Regions from separate parts of the Homo sapiens genome. Here regions 2 and 3 are each linked to region 1. Evidence: chromatin loops called from intact Hi-C (ENCODE). Cell type or tissue: dorsolateral prefrontal cortex. All regions are shown on one strand.

What was found. Hi-C counts contacts between places; a loop is a spot of excess contacts. Peaks named below come from ENCODE experiments on the same cell type or tissue, not always from the same donor. Only the 100,000 strongest peaks of a DNase experiment are listed, where the experiment ranks them.
Region 2: a loop joins it to region 1, with 4 times the contacts of the local background. A loop is called at or near these places in 13 of 110 quality-filtered maps.
Region 3: it touches region 1 in a loop (6-fold over the local background); 80 of 110 quality-filtered maps call a loop at or near these places.

Annotation. Positions count from the first base shown.
Region 1 is chr9:100,711,679-100,719,678 of GRCh38, reverse strand. No RefSeq gene overlaps it. Among named protein-coding and RNA genes, the nearest start is that of CAVIN4, 140 kb to the right of the region's middle. In dorsolateral prefrontal cortex, CTCF peaks have their summits at 4,658 and 4,866 (motif pointing left); DNase peaks (open chromatin) are centred at 4,471 and 4,858; H3K4me3 peaks cover 952 bases.
Region 2 is chr9:101,383,053-101,391,052 of GRCh38, reverse strand. BAAT (bile acid-CoA:amino acid N-acyltransferase) reads left to right here and starts at 6,047. Exons shown (of 4, transcript NM_001701.4): 1 at 6,047-6,198. MRPL50 (mitochondrial ribosomal protein L50) reads left to right here. Exons shown (of 2, transcript NM_019051.3): 2 at 203-3,420. The coding sequence ends at 587. In dorsolateral prefrontal cortex, CTCF peaks have their summits at 2,358 (motif pointing right) and 3,093 (motif pointing right); no DNase peak of the experiment used is centred here; H3K4me3 peaks cover 469 bases; H3K27ac peaks cover 2,802 bases.
Region 3 is chr9:101,306,896-101,314,895 of GRCh38, reverse strand. It overlaps PLPPR1 (phospholipid phosphatase related 1), which reads right to left. Exons shown (of 8, transcript NM_207299.2): 5 at 5,435-5,685; 6 at 1,922-2,098. Among named protein-coding and RNA genes, the nearest start is that of BAAT, 74 kb to the left of the region's middle. RefSeq lists a silencer at 7,415-7,709. In dorsolateral prefrontal cortex, CTCF peaks have their summits at 2,835 and 3,035 (motif pointing right); no DNase peak of the experiment used is centred here; H3K27ac peaks cover 3,056 bases.

The DNA.
Region 1 (8,000 bases):
ATAAATTACCCAGTCTTAGGTAGTTCTTTACAGCAGTGTGAAAACGGACTAATACATTCAGGCTATTTGCACTCATTTCACAATACAGAGGAAGAAAGACACTGTTTCTGATAAGGAAAAAGGCTTAGATGGTCCAGTAACTTACCAATCCAGTCAAAAGGCAAGAACCCAGTTTAAAAGACATGAAATAAAAGTTAATTCAACTAGGAAATGGATATGCAGTATCTAAAGGCTCAGACTACCAGATGTACTAAAAGTTGTGAACAGTAATCAACTATCATGGTACTGCATTATTTCCTTCTAGCCATGCAGCTGCTTGCTGTTCTTATAGCCATGGAGCTATGATTTCCTTATGCCCATGGAGTTGCCTGGTTTCCTCAGCCCATGGTGCTGCATAGTTTCCTCATAACCATGGTGCCCCATGGTCCCCTCATGACCATGGAGCTGCATGGATTCCTCATTGTCATGATGCTCCATGGTTCCTGATGTACGTGGTGCTGCTTGGTTTCCTTATGCCCATGGAGCTTCATGGTTTTCTCATGGACATAGAGCTGCATGGTTTCCACATCCCCATGGAGCTGCATAATTTCCTCATGCCTATGAAGCTGCATAGTTCTCTTATGGACACATAGCTGCATGGTTCCCTCATGCCCATGATACTACATGGTGTCCTCATGCCCATGGAGCTGCATGGTTCCCTCATGCCCATGGAGCCGCATGGTTCCCTCATGCCCATGGAGCCACGTGGTTTCCTCATGGTCGTGGTGCCACATTGTTTCCTCATGGCTATGGAGCTGCATGGTTCCTTCATGCACATGTAGCGTCGTGGTTCTCTTATGCCCACAGAGCTGCATAGTTTCCTCAGGCACATGGAGCTACCCAGTTTCCTCATGCACATGGTGCCACATGATTTTCTCAAGCTCAAGAGGCTGCATGGTTCCCCCATGCCCATATTGTTGCATGGTTTCCTCATGCCCTTGGAGCTGCATACTACCTCATGCACATGAAGCTGCATGGCTCCTCATGGCCCTGTAGCTGCATGATTCCCTTATGGCCATGGAGCTGCATGGTTCCTCATGCCCATGGAGCCTCATGGTTCCCTCATGGCCATCATACTGCATGGCTTCTTCATGCCCATAGAGCTGCATGGTTCCTTTAAGGTCATGATCCAGCATCATTCCCTCATGCCCGTGGCCATGATGAGGTACAGGGAATTTTTGCTTCATGAATGTGCCTAGTTAAGGATAGGGGATAGAGAGGGGCATGTGTGTCCTGGAGGAATATAGATAGACCTTACACTGCAAATATTCCCCTAATTTTGCTCTTCTGTCTTTCAAAGCAAACAAGCCAAAAAGATGGAGGGCATGGTTCTCAACATTGGCTACATATTAGAATCACCAGTGCTGCTCTTAAAAAGCACTATTCCCCGACCCAGCCAAGACCAATTGCAGCAGAATCTATGGTGGCATTGCCAGGATTGAAAGCAAGTAGCATAAAGGCATAACTTACAGTAAGGGACTGAAAACTTGCATGTCTGCATCAGATATGAAGGGGCTACTACCTCTTCTGTAGCCTCTCTTGTGACTCTCATTCCAGGGAGTAAAAGGGGAGGAAACTAACAATACATGAAAAGACACATAAATGTTTCATAAACTAAGCATCGAAATGAGAAGCAACGTAATGCAGGCAACTCCAAGAACACCTCTTCGACCAACATTAAACCAGTGACTTAAATCTGCCATGGAAATTGGCTAAATCTTCCACTGGTTTCACTTCTTCCACTCAGTTGTTTCTGCTACTTTTGACTTTGTTTTCTCTCTTGAGGGGATCCCTGTGGATTGTGCCAGACAGGCTTATTCTGGCTGACTCACTGCTGTTCAGAGACTTTCTAAGATTATCCCGCCTCAGTGGAATTATTCAGGGGGTTCCCAGTCCTTTCAGAGATAGCAAACCAATAAAATATTGGAATATATTATCAGGAGGCTGCTATAACATTACAATTATTAATACATTATCTTCCCACAAATAGGTCACAGGCACAAAAGCTTTGAATAGCCTGGGGCATTACTGAACTTGATTTTAGCTGGATGCCAATGCCAATGAGCAAATTTTTTTTCACTTCTCAAAATAAATGTACAGCCCAGTTTACTTAAAGAGTGAAAGATTAAAAATACCTCCTAGTTTGAGTACTGCATTCTCCTTGAGAATATAGAAAAGGAAAGTGAACTAGCAACTATTGGATACCATGTGAACTCCCTCTTGAAAAACAGAAGCTGCCATGGGAAGCTTTGGTGAAACCTGGGCCAGCTGCGTGGTGCCATTTACCATTGAGGTGCTACTAGATGAGGCATCTGTTATGGGTTGAATTGTACCCCCCAAAAAATGTTGAAGTCTTGTCCCCTAGTATCTGTGAATATATTATATTCACAGCTGGAATTATAGGCATGCGCCTATAATCCCAGCTACTCAGGAGGCTGAGGCAGGAGAATCGCTTGAACCCGGGAGGCAGAGGTTGCAGTGAGCCAAGATCACACCATTGCACTTGTTTAGAAATATGTTCTTTAAGATGATCAAATTAAGGTGAAGTCATTAGGGTGAGCCCTAATCTAATATGACTGGAGTTCTTATGAAAAGGAGACATTTGGACACAAAGACACTTACAAAGGGAAGACAATGTGAAGTCACGGGGTAAATATCTACATGCTGAGGAATGCCAGAAGCTAGCGGAGAGGCCTGGAGATGCCTCCCTCACAGCCCTCAGAAGGAACCAACCCTGTTGACACCCTAATTTCAGACTTCTAGCCACTAGAAAAGTGAGACAACAAGTGTCTGATGCGTAAACCACCCAGTTTGTTGTACTTTGTTATGGCAGCCCTAGGAAAGTAATACAGCATCCAAAAAAAAGTATTGGTTTAAAACCTAGTGAACAATTCAAAACCAAACCACAAATCCAGAGCCCTAGGTAAAAACAGGCATTCAGGGTATCATGCCAAAGAAGGCAGGTACCAGAAAGAGCTGACTAGAGAAAGTTAGAATGCTAGGGGCTGGGGTGGGATCAGGGGAGGGACCAGTGGTAAAGAAATCTCAAAGACAAAGAGGAAATAAGCTCACTTCATAAACACAGATTCAGCACCTACTGTGGGCTAGGCAGTTTCCTAGGTGCTGGGGATACAAAGGTGAGTAAGTCATACCCTGCCCACAAGGAGTCATGTGTCATCTGCCCCATTAGACTGTTGTTGATATCCTATGCCAAGATAGCAGCAAGCAGAGTAGTTTGAGGGCATAAAGGGATGGAAGATACTCACATAGCAATGTGGGTGCTTGGGGAAGACTTCCTGGATAATAGGATATCTAGACTCAATCTTGAAGAATGATATATTGGCAGGGTGGACAAAAAGAGGTCTATTTTCATAAAGAACCCAGGGGCCTCTCAGTACTGTGTTGAGGGTATCTAGGAGGATGTGATTCTTTTTAAAAAGAGAAGAGGTGGCCAGGTGCGGTGGCTCACACCTGTAATCCCAGCACTTTGGGAGGCCAAGATGGGTGGATCACCTGAGGTCAGGAGTTGGAGACCAGCCCGGCCAACACGGTGAAACCCTGTCTCTACTAAAAATACAAAAATTAGCTGGATGTGGAGGCATGCGCCTCTAATCTCAGCTACTCAGGAGGCTGAGGCAGGAGAATCACTTGAACCTGGGAGGCAGAGGTTGCAGTGAGCCAAGATCACACCACTGCACTCCAGCCTGGGCGACAGAGCAAAACTCCATCTCAAAAAAAAAAAAAAGGAAGAGGCATACCTTCACACACACACACATGCACACACACACACACACACATTCTCTCTCTCTCACACACACACACACACACACTTGCACATAAACCACCACAGGTTTGGCACCTCCAGAGCTGGAGAGCATCCACAGAAATAACCAGCAGAAGCAACAGCCACCTTACAGAGCAGAGGGGACCGTGGCCAGTGGGAGTAACTGACCCCTGTATATGGGCACCTGAGATCAGGAGAAAGGGAATAAAACCATGCACACCATGTGGAAACTGGTCGTACTTCTTCGTCATACACATGACATGCTCTGCACTGCTGCTGCCTTTGAGAACTATCAGAAAAACATAGAGAGGACTTTGCAGGGGTTCATGACAGCAAGTGGGAGCAGAGCCAGATAAATCAGAATAAAAACTTAAATAATGCGATCTCATAGTGTTGTTGTAAGAAATCAAGCACAAATAGAGCAACTGGGATATACCACCCCCAGCTCCATCTATCAATGTTTGGCCCAGCCTGCATTTGCATTTACTTTATCATCTTGTGTTAATTTGTCATCATTATCACTTACCCATATTCATTTCTTGAAAGCAACCTATTTCGGGAATGATGGTTTCTTACCACAAATGAGGCTGCTTTAATGACTTCAGTGAGTGGCAATCTAATGGGATCACTGCGGCTGCGAGCCTGAGCACAGACAAGCTCGGCAGCAGCCTCCTTTGTGCAGCAGCGCTCTGTAATTGGGTCTAATGGAGGAGTTGAAGGTTTTCTCTTTCTGCCTTCCTAATGATATTAACGTCTTCATGAGGTTAATGAAACTGCTAACCCCGGGCCAACGTGAATCGCTTCCTGTATAATATAAAAACTTTCTATTTGGAGTCTTAACGCAAGCACTAAGGATTACTATTGTTGTGATAGCTGTGTCTGTTATTGTGTATAACAGGTTTTTCCTTCTTTTCTATTCCAAGAGCCAGAATCAGAGACTACCAAGGACCTGATCGAATTCAGATTCCAGACAGTGGTGGAGGATCCCAGAGGCAGTTGGTTAAGGAGATCCTCCTGGTTGGGTCAGATCCTTTATGGTCTCTACTGCCCCCTGCTGGCCTAGGGAAGGAGGAGCGGCTCTCCAGCAACCCTTGGGAGATGGAAAGTACCAGAAGACAAAATATGAAGAAATATTCTTTATTATCACTGACTATATGCTTTTCTGTTTAATACTTACAAATTCCTATAGGGTAGGTCTTGCTACTGTCATTTCATGTATGAAGAAACCTATCCTCTAGTGGTAAGCCAACGTACCTAGAGTTGCTAGGGTGTGGGAGCGTCAGATCCAGGACAAAGTACAAGTCGGTCTGGTTTGCCACTGTTGTTTGAAGACATGGTACGGTGAAAAATGCATGTACTTTAACACCAGAGCAACTTGTGTTTTCACCTTAATTCCCTAATGTAAGAGCTATACAATGATAAAACAAGTTACTTAAAAGAGCTAAGCTCCGTTTCATCTACAAAACATGAATTATCATATCTATCTTGAAGGACTGTTGTGGGGGTTAATAACAAGGAAGGCAAAGCACAGGGCCTAGAATACAGTGGCTGCACAGTAGATGGAGGGTGGTATTGGGGCCAGAGACAGAGGGTGGAAAAGGGTAGGCCTTCCTGTGGATCTAGTGGCTCAATGGTTGCTTTATTCAGGTCCCCAGGAGGTTTTAACTCAAAGTCTGGGCTCAAAAAATATACTAGAATGCTCAGCTAATGATGCCAGCACATCTGAATAGCTCTTTATCACTTATAAACCAATTTTGTGTATATTTTATTTGATCTTCACAAATATGTACCTGTAGATGCATAAATATGCCACAGTTAGTTGAGGAAACACACAATATGCCCAGTATTATACTAAGCACATAAAATAATGGCTGGATTTCATCTTCATAACAACCCTATAAGTATTATTATTTTCTCCATTGTCTAGATGAGGAAACTGAGCCTCAGAAAGATTAAGGAAATTTCCCAGAGTCACACTGTATTAAGTTGCAGAGCTAAGACTTGAACACTGGCCCATATGACTACAGAAATCATTTCTCTCAACCATTGGGCTACACTGCCTTTTTCTGAAGAAGGGAGACAAGTATTACATTTTCACTATATAGACAAGGATATTCTGACTCGTGTAATAGTGATATGGTTTGGCTCTGTGTCCCCACCCAAATCTCATCTTGTAGCTCCCATAATTCCCACTTGTTGTGGGAAGGACCCAGTGGGAGATGATTGAATCATGGGGGTAGGTCTTTTCAATGCTGTTCTCGTGAGAGTGAGTGGGTCTCACGAGTTCTGATGGTTTTTAAAATGGGAGTTTCTCTGCTCTCTTTTTGCCTGCTGCCATCCATGTAAGATGTGACTTGCTCATCCTTCTGCCATGATTGTGAGGCCTCCCCAGCCATGTGGAACTGGAAGTCCAATAAACCTCTTTCTTTTGTAAATTGCCCAATCTCAGGTATGACTTTATCAGGAGCATGAAAACAGACTAACACAATAAATTGGTACCAGTAGAGTGGGACACTGCTGAAAAGATACCCAAAAATGTGGAAGCAACCTTGAAACTAAGTAACAGGCAGAGGTTGGAACAGTTTGGAGGGCTCAGAAGAAGAGGAAAATGTGAGAAAGTTTGGAACTCCCTAGAGACTTGTTGAATGGCTTTTACCAAAATGCTGATAATGATATGGACAATGAAATTTAGGCTGAGGTGGTGTCAGATGGAGATGAGGAACTTATTGGGAACTGGAGCAAAGGTGACTCTTGTTATTTTTTAGCAAAAAGACTGGCAGCATTTTGCCCCTGCCCTAGAGATTTGTGGAGCTTTGAACTTGAGAGAGATGATTTAGGGTATATGGTGGAAGAAATTTCTAAGCAACAAAGCATTCAAGAGGAAAGTTGGACGCTGTTAAAGGCATTCAGTTTCAAAAGGGAAACAGAGCATAAAAGTTTAGAAAATTTGCAGCCTGACAATGCAATAGAAAAGAAAATCCCATTTTCTGAGGAAAAATTCAAGTGAGCTGCAGAAATTTGCATAAGTAATGAGGAGCCAAACGTTAATCACCAAGACAATGGGGAAACTATCTCCAACTGTCAGAGACCTTTGCAGCAGCCCCTCCCACCACAGGCCCAGAGGCCTAGGAGGAAAAAGTGGTTTCGGGGGCCAGGCCCAAGGTCCCCATGCTGTGTGCAGCCTAGGCACTTCGTGCCCTGTGTCCCAGCTGCCCCAGCCATGGCTGAAATGGGCCAACATAGAGCTCAGGCCGTGGCTTCAGAGGGTGGAAGCCCCAAGCTTTGGCAGCTTCCACATGGTGTTGAGCCTGCAGGTGCACAGAAATCAAGCATTGAGGTTTAGGAACCTCCACCTAGATTTCAGAGGATGTATGGAAATGCCTGGATGCCCAGGCAGAAGTTTGCTGCAGGGGTGGGGCCCTCATGGAGAACCTCTGCTAGGGCAGTATGGAAGGGAAATGTGGGGTTGGAGCCCCCCCACAGAGTCACTACTGGGATACCACTTAGTGGAGCTGTGAGAAGACGGCCACCATCCTCCAGACCCCAGAATGATAGATCCACCAACAGTTTGCACTGTGCTCCCAGAATGGTAGATCCACCAAAAGTTTGCACTGTGCACCTGGAAAAGATTCAGACACTCAACATCAGTCCATGAAAGCAGCCAGGAGGGAGGCTGTACCCTGCAAAGCACAGGGGCAGAGCTCCCCAAGACCATGGGAATCCACCTCTTGCATCAGCGGACCTGGATGTGAGACATGGAATCAAAGGTGATCACTTTGAGCTTTAAGATTTGACTGCTCTACTGGATTTCAGACTTGCCTGGGGCCTTTAGCCCCTTTGTTTCAGCCAATTTCTCCCATTTGGAATGGCTGTATTTACCCAATGCCTGTATCCCCATTGTATCTAGGAAGGAACTAACTTGCTTTTGATTTTACAGGGTCATAGGAGGAAGGGACTTGCCTTGTCTCAGATGAGACTTTGGCTGTGGACTTTTGAGTTAATGCTGAAATGAGTTGAGAGTTTGGGGGACTGTTGGGAAGGCATAATTGGTTTTGAAATGTGCAGATATGAGATTTTACAGGGGCCGGGCAGAACAATATGGTTTAGCCCTGTGTCCCCACACAAATCTCACCTTGGAGCTTCCATAATTCCCACATATTGTGGGAAGGAACCCAGT
Region 2 (8,000 bases), 670 kb before region 1:
GTACTTAGTTTCTTTCTGTCTCTCCCAACTCAGTTCAACCATGAACGTTCTAAGGGCAGGGGCCTACCATATTCTTTCCTACTCTCAGTAGTCCCCAGTGGTAATCAGCATGCCATTGTTGATTTTGATTGGTAGGCAAGATTTGGTCTGGTGTTTGTCAACTTCATTAATGGATTTGTCTGTTTGTTTTTGATCATTCCAGAAAAGAGAAAGAGCCAGTGGTTGTTGAGACAGTAGAAGAGAAAAAGGAACCTATCCTAGTGTGTCCACCTTTACGAAGCCGAGCATACACACCACCTGAAGATCTCCAGAGTCGTTTGGAATCTTACGTTAAAGAAGTTTTTGGTTCATCTCTTCCTAGTAATTGGCAAGACATCTCCCTGGAAGATAGTCGTCTAAAGTTCAATCTTCTGGCTCATTTAGCTGATGACTTGGGTCATGTAGTCCCTAACTCCAGACTCCACCAGATGTGCAGGGTTAGAGATGTTCTTGATTTCTATAATGTCCCTATTCAAGATAGATCTAAATTTGATGAACTCAGTGCCAGTAATCTGCCCCCCAATTTGAAAATCACTTGGAGTTACTAAGCAATTCGGAAGAGAAACACATTGAAATCACTGTCTTTCCCTGAGCAAGGGGGCTGCTCATTAGATCTTTTGATACTTTACCATGTGAAATACTACCAGAACTGTTCTCTAAACCCACTTTTTCTGTAGAGGAATGTATCATCTTTTTTTTTCTCATATTACAAATGGACAAATAACGGACTTTCTATTTTCATATTTGCTGAAACCATTTTTTAAATGAAATTAGGTCATTATTTATGAAAAGTTTTGAGAGGGCACTGTCAACTTGGGTTTAAGACAGGAGGACATTGCAAGTTCACACCTTTCATAAGCATAAAGTAGTTGCAAGAAAGTATTTTCATCCTGTTAGGATTCATATCTAAGATAGAGTTATGCATTGCACATACACAAATAAACTTTTATTAGATAGATACCTATAAAAGAAACATAAAAGTATGTTGTGTATTACTGACAGTTCTAGATTAATTTCTTTTAGAATTAAAGTAGATTTGTTAAAGTGTATTGTGTGTTGTAAATTTTTTAAGTGAAATTTGCTTGCGCTCTGCCTTGCCATTTCTTTCCAGTAAGTATAATTTTGAAAAAATTAGAATATATGCCAAATATTGAGTGCTGTGACTCTTCCTCATAAGAGATGTGCCAGATTCTATGTCTAATTGCATATTCTCTTCAGAGGAGATGATGCTTATTTTAAACCTTTTTCTCTATAACTTTTAAAAAGTGGTGCTGAGTATTCACTAGAGTGGCAAGTCTTTGTGCTTTAATGCACTCAATTTGTGGAAATTACTTAAATAGCAGGTTATCAGATGGTTCTGAATGACAAAGGTGTTAAATTTGGGATTTTTTTTTCAAGCTTTAGATATGGCTGGAGAGTAATGAGACAGAAGGAATGTCTTATATTGTTCTGACTGCTGACAATTCCTAAAGAAAAGTGATAGAAGGGTTTTTAACAAAATAAGTTGCATTTATTCTCTTTCCCAGGGTTACTCCTTTGAAGAGGGCAAAATTCAGTTGGGAATATAAATTCTGGAATCTTCATGAAGAAAATTAGTTAACAGTATAGACATGCCCTACAAATATCATCCACAGGCACTTCATTCAAGAACTTCAGGTGTCAGAGTGCCTGGAGCTCTGGAGCTTAGACATTAGAGTTGATTCCTTGGGGATTGGTTCCAGGACACCTACTTGGATACCAAAGTCCACAGATGCCCAAGCCCCTTTTATAAAATGATGTAGTATTTGCATATTATGTATGCACATCCTCCCATATACTTTAAATCATCTTTAGATTACTTATACTGAATAGAATGTAAATAGTATTTACAATTGTGAATACAATGTATTTAGTTATGTAAATATGTAAATTTTAAAGTTATGTAAATATGTAGCTATGTAAATAGCTATAAAATAATATTTACAATTGTGAATAGTATGTAAATAGTTGTGAACATAACTATTGTGAATAATATGTTATATGTTATAGTTGTGAATGTAAATAGTATTCACAATTGTGAATACAATGTAAATAGCTTTCACAATTGTGAATACAATGTAAGTAGCTATGTAAATAGTGAATACAATGTAAATAGCTATGTAAATAGTTGTTATGCTGATTAGGGAATAATGAGAAGGAAAAAAAGTATACATATTCAGTACAGATGCAGTCATCTTTTTTTCCCCTCGAACATTTTTGATCCACAATTGGTTGAATCCACAGATGGGGAACACACAGTCTTGGTAAATTTAACCAACAAGGAGGGTAAACGCATCCCAACAGGGAAGGTAAACTGCACATCCATCAGTACCTCTAGAGGGCATCACTGGTTTATAGCTCAATACAGTGACTATATCAGAATAATGGCCTTTAGTTTTCCTGAAAGATTAAATTAGGCTTGCTGTTGTTGAATGAGATAATCAAACATATGATGTAATTTTAAAGGGTTTACATACAGAAGGCCTGCTGTATGTCCTGCTTCTGCTGTGTAAAAGATTCAGCATGGAATCATTGGAATTTTATGTACAGGATTTCATTATCTCATTTTCTATACAATTTTTCCTTCTGATCCAGAGACACGGAAAAACAAAGGGCAAGATGGAAATAAGGGATGAGAAGGTCTATGTGGAAAAACAGTTACAACTGGAGTGGTAACTGCAAAAACCAAGCAGCTTCATGTGATCGTTAGGACAGAAGAAATTTCTCCTTTGTAGCCTAGAGCAATATTCTCAAAATTTAATGCGCATGTTAATCATTTGGGGATCTTTTATTCATTTTTTCATGTGGGGATCTTTTAAAAATGCAAATTCTGATTTGGTAAGTCTGGAGTAGGTCCTGAGCTTCTGCATGCTTCAAAAGCTGATTATGTTTTGAGAACATGGATCTAGATGCTGGTATTGAGGTGGGAGACAAGTACTGCCACCTGAAACAACAGTCTTGGTAAATTTAGCCGACGAGGGTAAACACATCCTAACAGGGAAGGTAAACTGTACGTCCATCAGTACCACTAGAGGGCATCACTGGTTTATAGTTCAATACAGTGAATATATCAGAATAATGGCCTTTAGTTTTCCTGAAAGATTAAATTAGGCTTGCTAACTTGTTTAATGAGATAATCAGACATATGATGTAATTTTAAAGGGTTTACATTTTTAAAAATTTAATGATTGCTACATAAAAAGGGTATCAGTTAACTAATTTTACTTAGATGGAACTTCTGTAAGCTTAGTAGGTATGCTTAAATAAAGCCTGCTAATAAAATAGAGATTCAGACTCAATAGAATGGTTTTACATATGTAATATATGTTTTAAACTGCATAAAATAAACTCCTCCCTCCTTTCTTAACGTGTCATTTTTCTGATTACAAAAGTAGCACGTTCTTTTTAGAAAATTGGGAAGGAAAAAAGCAAAAACAAGAATGAAAAAACAAAACTATCTTGCCGCTCATAATTACTTAACATTTTGGTATATTTCCAAATGAAAACAATTATTTTCCTGTATTTTACAATTACTATGGCATCATGCTCCCCTTCACATTATAAGCATTTCCCCATGTTTTTAAAGACAAGAATAACAAATTTGATTAATAGCATATTATTGTATAATTAGATGTCATGCAATTATTTAACCAATATTCAACTGGATATTTAAATTCTTCCCAGTGTTTTGCTTTTCTGTTCTTTTTAATCCTGCTTTTCTAGTTCTTAGAGAATTGGTCTGCCATAGATCTTTCTACTCAGAAGTAGAAGATACTGTACTGTAAATTTCTTGACCCTAAACCTAAGAATGAACAATTTGGTCCTACTTCTTTGATTCATAATCCCATTAGCATGTATTCTGTGAATCCTAAAACACAAAGTGACAAGGACTTTGAAATTTTCACTAGGTTGTTACACAGTGCAAAAATCCTAAAGCTTTTACTTGAAAAGTTTCCAAATTTAAAAATAGTCTGTAACCTCTGATCCTATAGAATTCCAAAGTTAATCTCAGCTGTACAGTAACAGACTGGAGCAATCATCAAAGTTTTGCTTTCCATCATGAAATACCAAATTCAAACTATGTAACACTGATGTAACAATAATCATATACTGTCCATATTCAAATTTCACCAATGTCCTAGTAATGACCTTTATAGCAATTTCACTTCCAATCCAGGATCCAATCCTGGTTTATTGAGTTGGTCGTTAATTATTGTTTCTTGGTCTCATTTATTCTTCAATAAATTTTTTCAAGTAATTGATTTCATGTAAGTTACCAAATTAATTAGCATAAAATTGTTCATAATATTCCCTAATTAATGTCAGTTGGATCTATAATAATAGGCCCACTTTCATTTTGAGCTATTTGTTATTTGTGTCCTATCTTGTTTTTATTTAATCAATCTAGGTTGTGGCTTATCAATTTTTTAGCTTTGGCTTCATTTTATAATTTTAAAAATTATATTATTCTTCCTTTATCATTCAGTTTGAAATATTTCCTAATTTCCAGTGTGATTTCTTTTTGACTCATGACATAAATATGTTTGATTTTCAAATATTTGGGAGTTTTCTAGATGGCTTAATGTTATTAATTTCTAATTTCATTGAGATATATGATTTCAGTATTTTTACATGTATCGAGATTTTATGGCCTAACTTATGGCCTATCTTGTTGAACATGCCGTGTACATTTGAAGTTGTTGAGGCGATTAGGGTAAGGTCATTATAGTGTTCAAATCTATGCCTTTACTGATTTTTTTCAAGTTTTCTACCAATTGTTAAAAGGGATTTAAACACCTTCACTCATGGTTATGGAATTGTTATTTTTCCTATTTCTCCTTTTAATTCTGTCAATTTTTGCCACATAAATCTTGAAATCCATTATTCGGATTTATGGTTTTTATGATCTTGTCATATAGATATATGATATATATATATTTTATAATCTTAGTCATTACTACTTTAGGTTTCTTATGCTTATTGTTGCATAGTATGTGTTGCGGGAAGTCAGGGACCCCAAATGGAGGGACTGGCTGGAGCCGCGGCAGAGGAACATGAATTGTGAAGATTTCATTTTAATATGGACATGTATCAGTTCCCAAAACTAATACTTTTATAATTTCTTACACCTGTCTTTACTGCAGTCTCTGAACATAAACTGTGAAGATTTCATGGACATTTATCACTTCCCAAATAATACTCTTATAATTTCTTACGCCTGTCTTATTTTAATCTCTTAATCCTCATATCTTGGTAAGCTGAGGATGTACGTCACGTCAGGACCACTGTAATTGTATCTGACTGTACAAATTGATTGCAAAACGTGTGTTTGAACAATATGAAATCAGTGCACTTTGAAAAAGAAAGAATAACCGTGATTTTAGGGAACAAGGGAAGACAACCACAAGGTCTGACTGCCTGTGGGGTCAGGCAGAATAGAGCCATATTTTTCTTCTTGCAGAGAGCTTATAAACAGACGTGTAAGTAGGAGAGATATCGCTAAATTCTTCTTGTAGCAAGGAATATTAAATATTAAGACCCTAGGAAAAGAATTGCATTCCCAGGGGGAGGTCTATAAACGGCCACTCTGGGAGTGTCTGTCTTACGCAGTTGAGATAAGGACTGAAATACACCCTGGTCTCCTGCGGTACCCTCAGGCTTATTAGGATGGGGAAAAAATCCTGCTGTGGTAAATCTGAGGTCAGACCGGTTTTCTGCTCTTGAACCCTGTTTTCTGTTGTTTAAGATGTTTATCAAGACAATACATGCACAGTGGAACATAGACCCTCATCAGTAATTCTAAGTTTGCCCTTTGCCTTGTGATCTTTGCATTGCCCTTTGCCTTGTGATCTTTATTGGCCTCAGAAGCATGTGATCTTGTTCTCCCTTTTGCCCTTTGAAGCATGTGATCTTTGTGACCTACTCCCTGTTCATACACCCCCTCCCCTTTTGAAATCCTTAATAAAAACTTGCTGGTTTTGTGGCTCGGGGCCTCACGGTCCTGCTGATATGTGACATCACCCCCGGAGGCCCAGCTGTAAATTCCTCTCTTTGTACTCTTTCTCTTTATTTCTCAGACCAGCCGACACTTAGGGAAAATAGAACCTACGCTGAAATTTTGGGGGCAGGTTCTCTTGCTAGGTATGTATTTTTTTCATTTACTTACTTCCATTCTTTTAATGTAATTTTTCACCACAATCCAGACTCTCAGTAATCCTTTCCTTGCTTTTGTTTAAAGATTTACTCCAAAAATGTGGCCTATAGTTTTAGTTCAGCAAATACAAATTTGAAAGATTTATTTATGTGTATTTATGACTAGTTTCTAACGACATTATGTTTATAAGATTCATCCAGGTTATTGCATGTAGTTGTAATTCATTTATTTTTATTCTCTAGAAGAAGAATTGCTGGGTCAAAAGTTATTCATATTGTCACATTTATTAGACAATGTCCAATTGCTTTCCAAAGTGGTGGTACCAATTTATATTCCCTTAGTAGGGCTTGAGTCTGAGTGATTCACTTCCTAACCAACTCTTATTTTTGGAATTTTTAATTGTTGCCAACCTTTTAGGTATGAAATACACACCATGATTTTAATTTGCATTTCTTTGATAATGAGATTAAGCCTTTTCCCATAAGCTTATGATTGTGTCCTATTGTCTGTTAAGTACCTGTTTAAGACTTTTTCTCATATTCACCTGAGATTTTTAGACATTACTTTTTTAGGAATATTTTATGTATCCCAGTTAATAATTCTTAATCAGTTGTATCTGTAGCATAAGTCTTGCAAGGTAGTAGCTTAATAGTTTTCAAGTTTTTTATGGAGTATTTGGCTGATCAGACTTCCTTAAAATTAAGTTGAATTTAAGTTTCCTTTAAGTTTGCACTTTTTAAATGCTCTATCACCTCAAAAAAGATCCAGTACTTTTATGGAGATAGTCCTTTTATTGTCATGTAAAATCCTACTAACACTCCGTTCTGTAGCTATTTCAAGAAACCATGTGAATTAGTTGAGGAGGATTAGTAGGAGATTTGGTCCTCCCCAAATTCTGAAAGTGGGGCTTGAGTATTTTATTACTCATTACTGTGATCACATTTGTAGTTTTCATCTTTTGTTGTCTCAGGAAAGAAACCATTTGCAAATGCAGAGCCCTCCAGAAGTTACCTTGAGTATTTTATTGCAGAAGAAAAATATGCCCTAATGGTGCCAATAGGGGTCAAACAACTTCTATAAAGAAAATTATTAAAATAATGTGAGTAAAATGTAGTGGCAATCCCTAAGAGGGACGGATTTAGAGAGAACAGAAAATGAAGAGGGAAAATAGTGATACATTTATTGGGTTCAATAACTGTTAAAAATTAATAGGAAACTAGAGCAAGAGGTATGTGGTGACCTAGCACTTAAGTTAGCTCTGTTATACTTCCAAAGGCATATTTGAGGTTTTGGCCTTCTGGGCAAGTTTTGGTAGGGTGTCTGTCATTTTCCCTCTACTGCTGGAAAAGAAGGCTCAAGAGGAAGAATCCAGGTACTTTGTATTTTAATCAGGACTATTTATTTGGGCCGATTGGAAATAAGTTAAAATCTCTGCTCTTGAATTAAATCAGAGTTTATTTACCTCAGTGTTTGGAATTTTAGCAGTTCATGAGGACAAATAGTCTTTTTGTTCATTTCATAATCTCAGCTGTAGAGTTGCCCAGAGTGCTCAGATAAGTGTGTCTTTTCATTTTGATTTGCTTAGAAAGGATGTCAGTAGGGACTTGCTATTATGATGATATTGAGCTGAAATTTATATTTCTGAGGAAAATGAAAGGCTATCAGAAGTCATTTGTTAAAATTTCTTTATTCTGTCTTCCCCATCCCCATCAATATTTCTCCCTCTTTTAAAAGACTATTGCCTAGAATTTTATAGAATAAGCCCTCCTATTCTGGGAAACTGTACTGT
Region 3 (8,000 bases), 600 kb before region 1:
TCCTGCAACTTCATCCAGAGTATTTGCATTTTAGTTTTTCATCTTTCACTATAGGAAGAATGCCTGGATCCATTCAAAATACTGGCACATTTTTGTTTTATTTCTCTTCACTTTATTGCATGTTGCAGATATTTTTTTTTTTTTTAAATTGAAGCTTTTTGACAACACTGTCCAGCAAGTCTATTGGCACCATTTTTTCAACAGCACATGCTCACTTTGTGTCTGCGTCAACACTTTTTTAAAGCCATAAAGTGCTTTTAAATTAAGGTAACTGCATTGGTTTTTTTTTTTTTAGACATAATGCTATTGCACACTTAATAGACTACAGAATAATGTAAACATAACTTTTTATATGCACTGGGAAACCAAAAAATTGTGTGCCTAGCTTTACTGTGATATTCACTGTTGCAATGGTCTGGAACCAAAGCTGCATTATCTCTGAGATATGCCTGTCATTTTGAATTAGAAAGAAGCTTCCCAATCAATGTTCTGAATGTGAGCATTGTCTGTATCTTAGATTTTTTACAAGTTGGAAAACCAAGTTAGAGGCTGGGAGAGGCATGTGTGTATTTTGCATATTGGGGAGGGAAGGAAGAGGGGCTAGGAAAAGGAAGTGTGTTAAGTCCTATGACTGAAATCCAGCTATGTGTGATGCCAATCCAAATGGATCTTGGACCAGAGAGGGCAGAATAGGAGGAGGGAGGTCCTACAAGACTGTGATGGCTTCTTTCTCCTTGGGGAGGCTTCCTGAACATTGTTAGGGGATTCATTTCATGCACAGTATAAGTCTCCAGGCCTGATGATTCATCATAAATTTTTCTGGGCCTGTTTTAAGTCCTTGAAGATAATAGAAATCTGCATCTCTGAGGTGTGACCATGCAATGGAATACTACACAGCAATAAAAAGGAATTATGGATACATTCTACAACATAGATGAATCTCAAAATAATTATGCTAGGTGAAAGATACCTGAAAAAATACATTATGATTCAATTAATATGAAATCGTAGAAAAGGCAAACTAATATAGAATGACAGAAGATCACCAGTTGCCTGGGGATAAGGGAAAAGGAAGGGTGAGAAAGTTGTATGCCAAAATTGATCAAATTGTATACTTGATGTGTCATTTATTGTATACCTATTATACTTCAATACAACCGTGAAAGAGAAGGCAAAAAGAATAAAAATTAACCTCTTTTTATCAACTCCAACTCAATTTAAGGGATTTCCTAGGTGAGCAGGTGGCCAGACCTCCATCTATTTGGGGAACTAAAACATAATCAGAAATACAAGAAAAATGTATTAACCAAAACTCTTCTCCAGGAAGATAGGTGGTTGAGAAGCCAGTTTAGCGGAAGTAAGATTCCCAAGAGGCATGTTCCAATAGTAACAGAGGCCCACTAAAAAGGGCGGGTGTGATCATCTGCAGGGTTTTTAAAATTTCCGAGTAGGAGATGCAACTTTGGAATTAGAGTTGAGTTTCTTGGGATGCTGGAGAAGAGGCTGCTTGCTTCTACCAGTGCTCTTCATTCTCTATTCTTCCCTCAAGGAACACTTAGCTTTTGCCCCCAATATGCTGAGAACAAATACTTAGAGAAGATTGGTTTGAAGGTGTGCCAATTTATCATTAGTCTGCTTGGCCCCAGTCCCAAGCCCAGTGTTGAAAGGGGTAGAGCCAGCTGTACTTCTAGGGGCAATTCTCTCCCTGCCACCCAGAAGGAATTTGGCAATCCAGTTTCTGAAAGGAAAGAGTGTTTTGAAATCATTTTTGTAGCAAAAGCATGTATAATACTTGGAGAATAATTGTAATTCACAAGGTTGGGACGAAAGGAACACAGATGGTGAAGTCTGGGAAACCTGACTCACAGTTTTTCAGAGAGTAGAAGAGGGGGAAAAGGTAAAAAGAGGGAAGTCAACCTACCAGAAACAGGGCCACTGCAGTGCCCAGGATGAAACCAGCAATCACGTCCGAGCAGTGGTTCCGATACTCAGAGACCCGGTTGAGGCCTGTCAGGAAGGCTGTGCAGAGAGTTCCGAGGCACAGCACCGGCTTGGCCAGTCGACTGCTCTTCGTCTTGATTGTGCTTGTAATATACATCTGGAATAGGACAGAGGCCAGGGAGTGACCAGGCAGCTGCCTTGTGCTATGAGTACACATGCAAGCAAGCAGGTACATACACCAGCATACACAAGCAGGGGCTTGTGTCAAAGCAACCACACTAACTAGTATTCCTTGAACAACTCCATTAAGATATTTAATAAATTATTTAGGTAGGAAATCAGTGCAGCAAGAACAATGAACAGATGTACATTCTTCAGTCTTTTGTAATCTAGTGGACATGTCAACAGAAGTTATTAGTGACACAAAGAACGCATTAACGATTAGATTCAGAACATGCAGTTTTTATGTGACAAGTTTAAATATCATTTGGGGTATAAGAAATCCATATGAGAGTCTGAGATACCAAATAAACCTTCTATGGGAATGAAGCTTTTGGTGGAGAAGACCAGGTAGGAGAGTGACTGTAAGTGACCGTACATTTTATTTTTTGTGTCCCCAAAAGTTCCTAGTTGCTTTGTCACACCTTCAGGTGATTAATACCAACAAAGTGTTGACTGATGAGTTAGTTGATAGGCTGAATTAGAACCTCCCAACAACTGCATCACATAAATAGGTTTCAGCTGTGCTAGTAAATTGACTCATACATTCCTCAGGACAGCTGTGATCAGCTTTATTCATTCATTTACTCCACTGTTTCTTAAAATATTAAAATTTTCTGTGTGTTCCACAAGATACAAAAGGTCAAGAAGACCTGAGCTAAGTAAAAGATGATACACGTTATGACACCTGAGATGTAGGCGGCTGTTATTAGTTTGTTGTGAGGTGCTGGGTAAGACTCTGACGTTTTACAGGTTCAGTTAGCAAATGTGTCCCTGGTGGTTTAGAGTTAGGAAGCCATGCCTTTTTCATGTAAGTACACTTTTTTAGCTAACCTTTGGTAGTAGTTACAAAACACCACTAGAGGGCACCATTGGTCTATCATTTCTTAACAAATGTGCTATGTGAGCTTAGCAATTCTAAAAAATAATATGCTGATACTTATATAGTATGTGTATATGGCCTGAGCACATATAAGTTAAAATAGACGCATTTTACAGTATTACAATAGAAATTCTTAATATTCTAGAATGATACCTCAACACTGGTGAGAATACCAGAAGATAGGAATCTCTTCTATATAACAGATTCCCTATAAAACTGGTTACATCACAGTTACATAAATTACAGCATATTATTACACTATTTTCAGACTCTGGTAAATGTTACTTAAAACCTATGCTGCATATATTCAGTTGTTCATGCTATTATGTTTTCCAATTATATCTGTCATAAATCTTTCCTATAAGAAAGATTAAAAACTATTAAAAGCATGAGCCTATGGTTAGTTGGTATTCTTCATAGTATTAACCAGTACTTAGGAAATCCTTGTTGAGTAATTTCTGAAAGCATTTGACATGTAATAGCGGCTCAGAAGATTTATGCAATTGGAATCTTATATCAGGGTTTATCTGACTATAGTCTGTGAGGCATGATTTGAATTGGATAACATCTGAATCCTTGAGAACATGTTATAGTCACATTTATTCTGTGTGAGCTGATGATATTTACTTCTTTCTTGCCCAAAGAACTTCGTATCTCATTTGTTGAGACAGTAGTTTATTATAAGTAACAGAATAATTTTTATAATGGTACTATAAAAATTAATTTCACACAGCAATGACTTGAGTCTGATAAAAAATACAGGAAAAGGCACAAGAATACATTGTTTAGGTTCTAGATAATTAGGAAAAATCAACATTCTGAAAATTTGAAAATATGTTGGATACTTCAGAGGGCTTTATTTGTTTAAAAAAAATACCTGCATAGAGGTTTTTTGGTTTGGTTTTGTTTTTGATAAAGCAAAGACATTTAACTGAGCTATAATCTGTTTTGTAAATTGAGGCTTCTGTGTTATTTGCATCCTTGTTTCTTTAATGTGGGGACAGCTGAAGTCCTTTTTTTCACATACTCATGTCACATAGTTGGTGGTTGACAAAATAACCCTATCGATGTGATCCTGTAAATGGGACACAAAGGCACTATCTGCTCCTGGTTGTTTTAAATAAATAGATCAGACCCATAGTCACAAAGAATGACTGTGTATTAATTATTAGATTCAGAACATGCAGTTTTTATGTGACAAATTAAAGAATCATTTGGGGTATAAGAAACCCATATGAGTTTTTGCCTTTTTTCCACCCTAGGGGTGAAGGCACAGACCCGTTTTCTTCCCGCAGAGGCAGAACATGCCTCCTGCAATTACACTCAGTGACAGGAAGGGTAGCATCTCCCTGGGGGGTGGGTTGAGGGCATACTCAGATGTTTGGGAAGAATGGACAGTTTGAAAGGAGGCTTCCTTCTGTCTTTTCCATTCCCACACTTTCCATTGAGAATTACCAGACTAGTCATATTCTGAATATAAAATAAGTTGAAGTAAGGAAAGGGGGTGTTTTGGGCCAACAGTTGCTCTGCCACTGGTAAATGCACCTGATGTCCACCAGCAATATCGTATCAGCCCGTGGAGCCTTTGAGCTGATCTCTGCATGTCTATATTCTGGGTCCTAAGAATGCATAAGCCAGACAAGAGTGAAATGAAGTTATTTCCAAAATGAATACAGTTAAAAAGTTGGAAAATAAGAGAGACACCATTGTTCTTTAAGATGTGGGACATACTTTGGTTTTTCTGTTACTAGAACAAAAAGAAAACCAGAGAAAATTATACCCCAGTGGGGCAGTCAATGGCTGTGCGATCTGGGGGACAATGAGAAACATACTCTGGGGTGTTGAGGTTTTTCTAGGATCATCCCTGTCTCCTAGCAAAGTCATGGAGAAAAGTGCCAGAGCAAAGGAAAGCTGTGTATCCTGGGTCTGCATGTTGTTGGAGCAGTCATTCATATAAGGCCCATGCTTGCAAATTTCTAGGCAGGTGTGAGAAGGTGTGCTGTTCCGAAACCAACGAAAACCTTGACAAAGAGTACTGTTGTGGGAGGTAAGAAAATCTCAGACACAGTACCAGGAGTCTGGGTCCCTGCTCTGGTTGTATGATCTTAGCTATACTGTGGGACCCTGCTTTCACATCTGTAAATGGGAGGATGTAATTAGGTGATTATCAAAACATTCCAGAACTAATATCCTCTGGCAGATCAGGAGATTGAAAGTGGGGTAGAAGTGTGTGTGTGGGGGGGCTAGTATATCAATAGCATAATGTAGAGAAATATGCCATACATAAATTTAAGAGTCGCTATAAGTGACAATGAAAGAATGGAGACAGGGCAGGGAGACACACATCCTATCAAAAACTGGACTTAGGAGAGACAAGACTTGCACACTCACCGTGGCATATAAGGCGGAGTAAATGCTCAGAGCAGCGTGTTTGGAGGGAAAGGATCTCCGAGCCTTTTCTATCACTTCCAGGTCCCCAGTACAAATGTTCCCATTGTTTATAAACTGGTGGTGCGCTTGGCAGTCTGCACTGGTGTAGTTTGGCTTGCACACAGTCAGGAAGTATGGCGTTAAGTGCCCAGTGACCACTTGTCCGGCGTTTACAAAAATGTCAGTAGCAAAAAGTCCAAATGCAAACACCCCTATAAGAAGATTTAAAATCATTAGGAATGGTAACATACTCTGTCAATTGCATTTTTCTCCTAAGAGAAAACAGCGGTGAGAGTCCATGATGACCTATCAAAATGATTCTAAGTACTCCCCGGAGTATCTTTCCAGGAGTGGTACCTGCTTCCCAAATCACCATTTCTTCCAAATTGATGTAGACATTCTACTGTTAGGACTTTATGGTTTTGTATCGGTAGTTTAGAAAAAGCACAGTCTAACGAAAATAATTTGAATTTTGGAGTCATATAGACACATCAGTGGTGACTCATTCAGAGTATAAGTTATTTATCTTTCTTGAATCTTGGTTACCTTTGCTGCAAAATGGAGTAGGGGGTAGTTTGGGGAAAAGAGAATAATCTACGTGCAAAATACTTGCTATGGTGTCTACGTAATTAATCAACATCAGTTCTCTCTCCTTCTATACGAAATACCTTCTCCCTGATTCTACTTGGAAATGTAAATCATCTTGGGAGGAGTTATTTACAACATGGCAGGTGAGAGTAAAGGAGGATCTTATGGAATTGTCTTTTAAAAAAATTATTCTAGAAACTTTGCTTGAATTGGAGTTTCATTTGATGTTGGAAACAGAAAATGAGAATAAAGGAAAAGTGTTAAAAACAAATGTTGTTGACCAATAGCCTCCTATTGCTGCTATAACAAATTACCACAAACCGAGGGGCTTACAACACAAATGTATCCCCTTCAGACTTCTGTATTCTGGAATTCAGAAGCCTACAATAGGTTCCACTAAGCTAAACTCAAAGCATTGGCAGGGCTGTGTTCCTTCTAAGTGCTCAGGGTATAATCCACATCTTTCCTTTTCCATGTGTTCTAGAAGTTGCCTTCATTCCTTATCTTATGGCCTCTTTCCAGCACTTCACATCATTCCAACTTCTGCCTTCACTGTTGTATCTCCTCTGACTCTGAGCCTCCTGCCTGTCTCTTATAAGGACCCTTGTGATTATATCTGGATAATCCAGGATAGTCTCCCTATCACAACTTCAACCACACCTGCATTCCCTTTTGCCATGTAAGGTAACATTCAGTTTCCAGGGACATGATCATCCTTTGGTGGGGAAGGGTGCATTATTCTGGTTTTGCTGTTGGTCTGAAAACCCTGTGAGTAGGCTATACTTCCTGGATTTTATTTGTTCTCTGGTAAATTCCAGAGGATTAGCCCCAACAAGCTTGAACATGCAGAGGTTTCCTTACAGAAAGCTTTGCTGTGAGTTATTTCAAGGCCTGTATATTACATCTATGCACTGAGAAAGGCTGTGTAGAGCTATAAGTGGGTTGAAGAGATGAAGATGTATTATATGCAATTGAAGGTAGAAGTTGACAAGTGCGAGAGGCAGCATTAACCCTTGTAAATGTCAAGAGTCTGCTATAGTTTCAACTAAATGTCTACCCAATTTTGACTCCCGTATTCAGTGTTCTGAATCTGCAAATTGTGCTGACTTCAGCACCCAAAAATTAATCCATTATAGCAGAAGTGAAGACTAGTTTGGCTGAAACCTTCGTCTGGTTTTCATTTGTATCTGTGCTGATTGCCATCATCTTTCTTTTTGTGGCCTTGCCAGAATGTGCTTTATCATAATGAGAACTAGCTCTTAAGCTTCTGCTGGCTCATACTCATTGGGTCTGACCTCTGAGAGCAGGCATTCATTGATCATCCGAGGCAGTTTTCACCCCCAGGTACTGGAAGTCTGAATGGTTGGAGATTTTCTACATCTTCCAGCAAGATTTTCAAAGACCAGGTTGCTGGGTCTTTCAAGGGGCAATAAGTCTGTCCAGACATAACTTTTCCAGGAAACTAGGGTGATTTACGATCTGAAAAAGGAAAAGTGGCAGGATCTCCCTTTGGCATTTTGTCAGAAGTGTTTCCAATTAGGGCAGGTTTTATTCTTTCTTTGGCAGAGGATTTCTAGGTTCCTTGGGTCAGTGCCAGCTCTGTGGTCACAGCGATTGTATGGTGGCCAGCTCTCCACACCATTGTCCTGTATGCCAAGGCTGAAAGTAGCTTCTCTTCTTCTCTCTGCCTTCTGTGGATTGTGTCTGTTTCTTCTGCTGGCTTCAGGAGCATCCGCTGTCCAACCACTTCATTCTGGTGCATTTGATCCAGCTTCAGGAAGTACCGCATCAGCCTGGGAAGCCCACCTGCCCCATGCAGGCCACACCAACAAAGCGCGGTGGAACCTGCACTGGTAACTCACAGACCATGTCAGATCATACAGGGCTTTTCCAAAGGAACTCAAGCCATCTCTCTCTTACTTCACCCTACGCTCCTTGT